Regions from separate parts of the Homo sapiens genome. Here all the other regions are linked to region 3. A link is a contact called in ENCODE Hi-C or POLR2A ChIA-PET data. All regions are on one chromosome and are shown on one strand. Each heading gives the region's core, a stretch centred on a gene start or an enhancer-like site at or near the end of the contact. The rest is flanking DNA. Distances are from core to core; before and after follow the strand shown.

The links. A loop is a pair of places that touch in the nucleus more often than their neighbours do. ChIA-PET counts read pairs that join two places held with the same protein, here RNA polymerase II (POLR2A). Pooled maps may share reads with other maps.
Region 1: a map of PC-3 shows a loop between it and region 3 (6-fold over the local background). The contact joins two enhancer-like sites. A Hi-C loop is called at or near these places in 1 of 168 maps with a recorded cell type or tissue (PC-3) and 4 of 50 pooled maps. POLR2A ChIA-PET finds 5 or more read pairs at or near these places in 2 of 52 experiments (WTC11 and naive thymus-derived CD8-positive, alpha-beta T cell).
Region 2: a map of gastrocnemius medialis shows a loop between it and region 3 (9-fold over the local background). The contact joins two enhancer-like sites. A Hi-C loop is called at or near these places in 1 of 168 maps with a recorded cell type or tissue (gastrocnemius medialis) and 6 of 50 pooled maps. POLR2A ChIA-PET finds 5 or more read pairs at or near these places in 3 of 52 experiments (MCF 10A, Panc1 and activated T-cell).

What each region holds. Positions count from the first base shown.
Region 1 is chr17:66,347,317-66,350,277 of GRCh38, reverse strand. The region is part of intron 2 of PRKCA (protein kinase C alpha); the gene reads right to left. Among named protein-coding and RNA genes, the nearest start is that of PRKCA, 46 kb to the right of the region's middle. RefSeq lists an enhancer at 1,393-1,687. Within about 2 kb of position 1,522, at least 10 of the 41 ENCODE cell types and tissues checked have a DNase peak (open chromatin) inside an H3K27ac peak, as active enhancers do; they include PC-3, where a contact is called at or near this core.
Region 2 is chr17:66,672,457-66,675,246 of GRCh38, reverse strand. The region is part of intron 5 of PRKCA (protein kinase C alpha); the gene reads right to left. Among named protein-coding and RNA genes, the nearest start is that of MIR634, 110 kb to the left of the region's middle. Within about 2 kb of position 1,271, at least 9 of the 41 ENCODE cell types and tissues checked have a DNase peak (open chromatin) inside an H3K27ac peak, as active enhancers do.
Region 3 is chr17:66,507,294-66,510,509 of GRCh38, reverse strand. The region is part of intron 3 of PRKCA (protein kinase C alpha); the gene reads right to left. Among named protein-coding and RNA genes, the nearest start is that of PRKCA-AS1, 92 kb to the right of the region's middle. RefSeq lists an enhancer at 2,965-3,216. Within about 2 kb of position 1,514, at least 18 of the 41 ENCODE cell types and tissues checked have a DNase peak (open chromatin) inside an H3K27ac peak, as active enhancers do; they include PC-3, where a contact is called at or near this core.

The DNA of each region.
Region 1 (2,961 bases), core at 273-2,772, 160 kb after region 3:
TGAGCCCTTCCTCTCAGATCAGAATTGCCTGTTACCTACACCGAGCATCCAAGCTCGTTTTCCAACATGTGAAAAGCCAGTTTCCAAAGGAAAAAGGAAAAAAATAAAAAGGCACTGTTACCACCAATTTATCCCCTCATTTGTAACCAGGCTGAGCTGTAAGCAGACCCCTGCCAGCACCTGAAAGGCCATCGCTCTGAGGACACTAGCCCGAGCTTTAGTTACAATATCTTTTTTCACTGCCCATTAGGTGCTCAGCTGCCCCCTCTCTCCTTTCCCCACACACGCCGGCTCCTAGGGTGGACTTTTTTTTTAACCTCTGTAACTAAATAACCTGATAACGCCATGTGATAAGGGAATGGTGGCCTAAAAACCCTAAGTTTCCAATTCCAGCAGCCATGGCTCCATTTTCATGTTTCACACACAGAAGACATTAACGAAGGCCCTAAAAATAAGAGACACTGGAGGCAGCCAAAGAGACACCTAACACTCAATCAAAGCCGTGCAAGTGAGGAGAGCAGTTTTTGGGAGCCAGGCCAAACACTGTTCTATTGGAGGAATGAATTTTGTGTTTGTGCGCAGTCAGCAGCCCAGAGGAGATGTGAGAATACAGGACCTGGACAACTAAAGGCCCGGGAAAACCCTCTCTGTCCTGCCAGAGTCTACCGCATGGGCAAACACTCCATACCCAAACTGTTCAAAAGGGATGACTTATTTCTTCCATGCAAAAGGCCAGAAGAAAAATGAAAAGCCAGAAGGAGAGAGGAAACAAGGGTGTGATGGTTTCTTTGCAAACCTCTACTGCGGAACAGCTCCATACTCACCAAGCCAGGTCTACACAGCAGGCCTGGTTTAGTGTTGGCTACTGGTTTTCCATCCCTAAGACATGTGCAACCTTGCCAAATGCGGGGGGTAGCAGGGTAGGCAGGCAGCATATTCATCCTCAGGGGAGAACAGCAAAAGCCCAGAAGGAATTTTAATTTCTCTTATAAAACAAAAATCTCAAGACAAAAACTTTACTGCCAAACTTTACATGGAAAGCAAAAATAAACTATTTGCTTTATACCTGCTGCCACAGGTATGAAATATTTTATTAGATGACTGTCCACTCACCATTAGGCTGACTCTCAAATTATGGACAGGAAGAGAGCAAACCGTTCACTTGATGGACGCAGCTAAGATGAACACTCAGCTGCTCACATTGTGTTCAGGTTCTGGTGCATTTTGAACACTTCGTAAGAGAAATTACTGAAGCTCTTAATAACAAACTTGCCTTCCAGAACAGAAAGGTTTTATGAAAAAATCCTCAACCAAACCCTTGATACATTCTCAGTTAAATGCTATACTAAAAGTTCTCAGGAAGTCTCTATTTTGGAGACCTGTAATTTTTAACCGTATAGTTTGGTTGCTGCTGACTAAAGCTGAGAGTAATTTTACAACTCCATTATCCACATGTGGATGACTCATTTGTTAGATTAGCCTAACTTCCAGCTGCCCTCCCCCTCTGCTGTTCAACCTGCTGCTGGATAATGTTCCAACTGCCTGCTCTAAGAGGCTGAAAGTATGCAAACCCATCTTAACACAACACAGAGACAAAATGAGATAGTGGTGTTGACTATGTTTTGAATGCATTTCTCCAAGACAAATAAGAGTTTTGGATTGATGCACTGTTTTGGGCAATTGGCACAATTTCACTTTATTAGTATGAATTTTAATGTGATGTTTCTAACCTCTTAAATCAAAGTGTGCCTCAAAGTATGCTCCACAAACCCTTAAGGGTCCTCATGATCAAACCACTTTAATGATAATACTGAGCCACTATTTGCCTTTTTCCTTGTGTTGACGTTTGCACTGATGGTGCAAGAGCAATGGTGGTGTGACAGCAGGAACCTTAGCCTGAGTCAAGGTGACAGTGCCAGGCGGTACTAGCAGGAATTATGTTCTTCCCACCATGAAATCCCAGGGGCTTTTTGTTGTCTTTTATGCCAGTTTCATTTAAGAAAGTCTCGATGAAGCATTAACAATTATTGATTCTGGGCCAGGCATGGTGGCTCACACCTATAATCACAGCACTTTACGAGGCCAAGGCAGGTGGATCACATGAGGCCAGGAGTTGGAGACCAGCCTGGCAAACATGGTGAAACCCCATCTCTACTAAAACTATAAAAATTAGCCGGGCGTGGTGGCGTGTGCCTGTAATCCCAGCTACTCATAAGTCTGAGGCAGTAGAATCGCTTGAACCCAGGAGGTGGAGGTTGCAGTGAGCTAAGACTGGGCCACTGCACTCCAGCCTGGGCACAGAGCAAGACTTTGTCTCAAAAAAAAAAAAAAAAAAAGGTTCAGAATTCTGAGTAAATATTCTGACACATAAAGCATTTGGCTACACTCCAGGGATGAGGGCTGTCTTGAGCTGAGCAGCCACTCTCTCCATGAAACACCACTTTGACTCAAAAGAACAACTACAATATGGTTGCTTAGACTTGGATATTTGGCAGATACTTTTTTGAAATACAATAAAGTTTTCCAAGTGAAAAACACAATCTTAGAAAATGTGCATCTACCGTCAGCTTGACGGCTTCCTAATAATACTTAAAGGCTCTTTGATGAGACTGATGGTGATACTAATAATTGTGACTTTTTTGATGTTGAATAATGAAATGTGTCAACATTTAGAAGAACCTGCAGAACTCAATGAAATAGTGTTTTCCAAACTAAAGAATGCGGTCACACCAACACATAAAAGAGCCATTCAACACATAAGATGGACCAATATGAAACACAGACACGGTTTCATTCTCTACCTTGCAACCAACCTTTGAGAAACTTACTTGCCAACGACCACTATCAAAAGTATCAAAGAATATCTCCAGTTACGTGAAAAAGCTATTAAAATATTCCCTCCTTTTTTCAATTACATATATGTGTTAGACATACACTTCAACCAAAACATATCACAACAGA
Region 2 (2,790 bases), core at 22-2,521, 160 kb before region 3:
TGCCCTTCCACCGTGTGAGGATGTGGGGCTGTCGGCAAATGGGCCCTCTCTAGCCACTGAGTCTTCCTGTGCCCTGAACTTGGAGTCTCCAGCCTCCATAACTGTGAGAAGTAAACTTCTGTTGTTTATGAGCCACCCAGTTAAAAAGATATATTAATAGATCAGACTAAGGCAGTTTTGGAGCTGGGAGAAGTCCCGGCAACAGAGAGCAAGTGCTTGCTGGGATCTGCCTTTGGATAGGAGGCGTTGGGTGGTTGGTCCATGATGGTGGTGGCATATCTTGCCACTGGTGTGGGCACGACTTCCCATTGGTGGGCGTGCACTGCAGTCAGGCCCTCCATGGCATAAGGAGGTAACTGATTTCTCAAGCATGAACAATGAAGAGTCGACAGGACAGGTGAGAGTTGGTTGTGGGTGGCAGCCCAGGCACTGCCACTCATCAGACTGATTCACTGGAATCATTTGGCCAGAAGCAACAACAAAATCATATTCTTCTCCCATTAACAAGTTAGAACTGAGATATTCTCTACCACAGCTTGAGTGGCACTTGGTTACTGTATCTTTTAGGCTCCCAACATGGAAAACAGGCCTCTAATCTGTTTCCTACCATTTACTTGAACACCTCTATCTAAATGTCAGTGACGCTCCGTCTTCTGGCCCACATTCCCCTAGCAGATGCTGGTATGACTTAGGAGCTGGCATTGGTTCTGATGGGTTGGTTCTATATGCTAAATATTTAACTGCATGCAACCTATCACATTTAGTATTTATATAACCCAAAAGAACCACTCCACACCAACAAGGTTAGTCTCTTTTAGTTATTTTGAACCCCTACTGCCCAGCACAGCACCATGCGTGAACTGAGTAACTGCTGAACACGTGTATCTCTGTGCCCACCTTGCTCTGTGCTTCTGGGTCCACACTGCCCCATCGCTGGGGACACTCCTCCATCCATCTCAGTGCTGTCAGCCCTTAGCCTTGCACAAGACCCATTTCCTCTGCCCTTCCACTCTCCTGCCAGCCTAGCCCAGCCCAAAGGTGTTCCATGTCTACAGACTGACAGCACCTTGAGGGCAAGGGCCACACCCCCTCGCATCCCCAGGGATCACTCCCCCAGGGCAACACAGGACAGACAAGATAAAATCTGCGCTCATTGGATTCCTGCTGAATGACCGGAATGCTAACACAGACAGGAAAGCTTGGAAACTTCTCAGCTCTTGGTTGCAGTACATAAAGCGTCCATTTGGAGGGACTCTTGGACAAGGAAAAACCACCCAGGCCTTTTCACGGGCGAAGAAAGCCAGGCCAAAAGGAGTGGCACACTTTTTTGAAAATGTTAAATGCTTTGAAGAAAGAATCTCTGTACCCACAAAGACAAAAGAGCACAGGATGTATCTCCACTTACAGGAAAAATGGGTCAGAAAGGGACTTTTGCTCTTGGTTAAATAGTGATCACGTGGAACTTCTCTAGATTTCAGGAAATAAAATGCACAGGTGTCATCAACCACGATGAACAATTTTTGACTGGGTAATTATAGACTGAGATTCTGTGTACAAACTGGGTCTGGGTGCTGTCTAGTTCACTGCATTTGTTCTATTTATGCTGTATCAAGTCTGCTGACACCGTCTGTGTTTATGAATGTTGCAGAATTTCTGATGTGATCTCTTTCATGTTTAGAAATAATGACCCCTAAATTTTGTGATATTTGTTTCCTTATTACCAGAGACAAAGGCAAGAATAATGAGATACACTAAAAATACACCTGATCAGACATCGCCTCACAGCTTCATATGGCCCTGTACACAAACCTGGACTGAGGGACATTAACCATTTTCTTATTTGGAACCTATTTAGTGAATATTCTATTTTGCTGGTGAGGCTGGCTGCTTGGTGATAAGAGTGAATTTCTGTCCCATTCACGTACCAGAAAACACAGGTTGGCAACTCATCAACCAAAATTCTACTGGAACAAAACTTACATAAGAGAATTCGGAGGACTGTGGTATAAGATGAGAAACAACAATGTTTAGTCCTTGGAAAAAGATCATAAATATTTCATTACTTTCCCTTTTACAATTAGTGGGACATAAAATTTTACATTAAAGTTCTATAATTCTGATGTTTCAAAAGAAAATGAAACCTAGTTGTGAGAGAAATATTTCCCAGGTTATGAGAGACTGAAACGATTCTGCATAAACAACGTAGGAAGATATTTAAGAAAATTTTTTTCTTATTATAGGAGTAACGGGTGCACCCATCATACAAGAAATTTAAAGACATAAAAATATAAAGAAGAAAACTAAAACAACTATACTTCTGCATGGGAGAACCAACATTGGCACATTAGCATGTTTATGGCCAGTATCTTCCACATCTATCTACATTGAAATATTTATTTTTATAGAATTCACATCACACTAGGAATAAAGTTTTAGAACCTGCCTTTATAACAAAGTATGCTTTGAAAACATTTTAAATGTCTAACATCTCATTTTATGGCTAATCAGAATTTATTTAATCAATTCCCTGTTTGGGGGCATCTACAAAGTTTATCATTTTTCACCTTTACAAATAACATAGCAACTGATCATCTTCATGCATAAATATTCATTGAAATTTCTGATACTTTTTTTCTTGTTCTATTTATGCTGTGCAAGTCTGATCATACCCTGTGTGTTTAAGAACGCCACAGATTTTCTGATGCAAAGAAGAATAAGAATACATTCTTGGAAGTAGCTTAAAGGATGGAAATTATTCAAGATTCTTGGCATACATTGCCAAATTACTCC
Region 3 (3,216 bases), core at 265-2,764:
TACATGATAAGCCATCACTTCAAGGATGATCACCCTAAAATACGCAGGTGACAAAACAAGTTTTGCCTTTCAATAAGCAGTTTTTCCTACCAACATTTAACCAAAAAATGCTCATGAGGTTAAGAGATTCTGGTCACACAGCAGGCACAGTTCAGTGGGCATCTTGCATAATTTCGTTAGGCTTAAACTTCAAGCACTGAAGAGTCCCTCAACACAAAAAACCTTTTCCCCCCGAAAACAAAATTCTCTTTCTAAAGATGGTAACTTGTAATCAGGAAGTGGCTGGTATTGATTCTGAGAGAATCGCAGGAAACATTTCACAGATATTCCACTCCTAGGAGTGTCCAAGGGAGAGAATACAGTCATGGGTTCTTAGTTTCTGTTTCTTGTTGGGCCAGTAAAGCCCCTTCCTCATCCCTCTTTTCTGCTTATCACTAGAGATAGAAACTAAAAAACATGGCTTCAGGTTGCCAAAAGTCTCAAACAAAACAAAACAGAACCACCACGACAACAAAATAAGGTGGGTTGGACAAGCTTGACTCAAGTCTATGAAATTATTTTCATTTTCTTTAGGGAATCAAAGACTTCATTTTTTTTTTCCATTCATTCGCTCTTTCAACAAACATTAATGATCACCTACTATAAGTCAGAGATCATACTAGGCATTGGGGATACAGAGATGAATAAGATTTACAGGAAAGAATTATAACCCAAACAAGTCTGCCTGTGGCAAATGGTTACACTAACGGCCCCAGTGACTCATACCCCCAGGTTCCACACCCTTCTGTGATAGTTAATTTTATGTGCCGACTTGACTGGGCCCCAGGTGCCCAGACATTTGGTCATACGTTATTCTGGGTGTTTACACAATGGTGTTTTTGTATGATACTAACATTTAGATCGGGAGGTTGAGCAAAGCAGACTGTCCTTCCTAGTGCAGGTGGATCTCATCCAATCTGTTGAAGGCCTGAATGGAACAAAAAGACTGCCTCTCCCTCCAAGTAAGAGAGGATTCTTCTTGCCTGAAGGCCTTGAGATTTGGTCACCAGCTTTTTCTTGCTCTTGGACTCAATCTAAAACATCAGCTCTTACTTCAGAGCTGATGTCTTAAGCTTGCCTGCCTTTGAGCTTGGACTGGAACTTACATCATCAGCTCTCCTGGCTCCCAGACCTTCAGAATCAGACTGGTGCTATCCCATTGGCTCTCCTGGGTCTCCAACTTGCCAGCTCACCCTGCAAATCTTGGGACTTGCCGGCCTCCATAATTGCATTGAGTCAACATCTTATATTAAATCTCTTTACACACACACACACACACACACACACACACATACACACACACACACGTTCCTTTTCTCTGGAGAACCCTGATTCATAAACCTTCACAGTGACTCTGGGCTTTGGCCAATGAAACACTGGGAAACACAGCGCCAGGGGAAGCCTATTAAGTGTGTGTACACTGAGGTGTTCCTTCTTGGAAAACTGCCACTCCCTTGTAAAAAACCTGCACTACCCTCCCAAGCTAATGTGGGGCAGACCTTAGGACTCCCTGGCCAGCAGCCACAGCTAACAGCCAGTGAGGCCGCTGTGAGTGACTCTGTACCAACCTTGGAAGATGATAAGCAAGAGAGTGCATAATCACATTAAAAAACAAAAACAACAACAACTGGAGTACCACGGGGTGGCAATATGAAAGACAGTTCATAGAGGAGAAACAGTCCAGAGTCAGTAAGACCAACTCACAGCACACAACAAGGCCTTCACAAAGACAGTGGCTATGGAGATGGAGAGGAAAGAGAGTTGAAAGCAGAACTCGTAGCACTTGGAAACCTATTAGGTGCGTGAAACAAAAAAAAGATGGAGACAACCAAGAAAATCCTGAGACTTCTGGCTTGGGATCCTGTGTGCAGAGGACAGCTGGGTGTTACACCATGATCAATCAGGGTGACATAAGCAATGGCTTGCAGGGTGGAAGAGATGCACGGAGAATAGGCAAGAGTGCTGGAATGCTGAGGACAGTGATGTACGTGGGTGGCATGACATCCCCAACATCAGGAGCAGAGTGCTCTTTCCACACAAAGATGGTCACTGGGAAACCTTCACCCAGTCAGAACCACGGCAACGCCCAACGGCAGTGTTATCTTCGTGGCCATGACATTCTTCTTAAAACCTGACTTTTCCCCTTGGTTTATCATTCTCAAAACAAATATGTTTTGGAATGTGCTAGATTATAAGAATAAATAGAACAGACTGAATTACTAACAAAATAATTAGAATGGACCTTCCCACTGTCCATGTGACTCTTGCTAGTACAAGCCTCTACGTTTGAGGGTGCTGGATCCCAGCTTCTGGTACAACATAATAGAGGCGACTGTGAGGGGGGGTGCTCCCCACTTGCTGTTTTCTCTTAGCCACCATCAGAGGCTGAAACAGTGAGTGGGTTCATTTGATTGTTATGATTGGTTCTGGCTCATGATCCCTTTGTAAATAAATAAAATAACACAGTTATAATGACAGCTAGAATACCCACAGTAAACCAACCTTCTTTTCTTAGATCCTGGGAAATCTACTTCTCTGTCCACAGACCCTTCCTAAATCTCCTGCTGGAAATGTATTAAGCAGCAAAAACAGAAAACAAAGCCAAGGTGAGGAAGGTACCAGCTAACTGAATGGGACTCGGCTTAGAAGTTTAGAAGTTCAGCTTCTAAAAAACATGACTCATCAGAATCCAGGAATAAGCCCCAGCATGAGCCAAAAAGCTCTCTGGGCTGGCTTTCAGCTTAGGGTGTAGACACTTGAAACGGATCTTTCCAGAAACCCAATGTCCTGAAAAGTCCCACTCTGTACCCTCTTCAGAAGGACCTAAACCAAGTCTCCAAACTGCTGCCAGCTCCCACCCGGTCCCATCAGCCCTACATGCTCCTGTCTTTACTAGTTCACGTTGCTAATCTGCCTTGTGAAGGTTTTTACTGTTAATGTCTCAGGATTGTATGATTCCAAATTTCTTTTACCATTTTAAGATTTCTCATAGTCACAATGACCCCAGACTCCACCCACAAAAATGGAACCTTCACTGACAGAAAACTGCCCCTAAGTTAGCTTTGCTGTTCAGTCACGTGGTACTGTGGAAAAAGAACAGGTTTGGAAGTTGAGAGGTCCAGTTCAAAGCTTAGTGCTCCACTTACTACTGCACTCGGGAGAATCACTTAACTACCT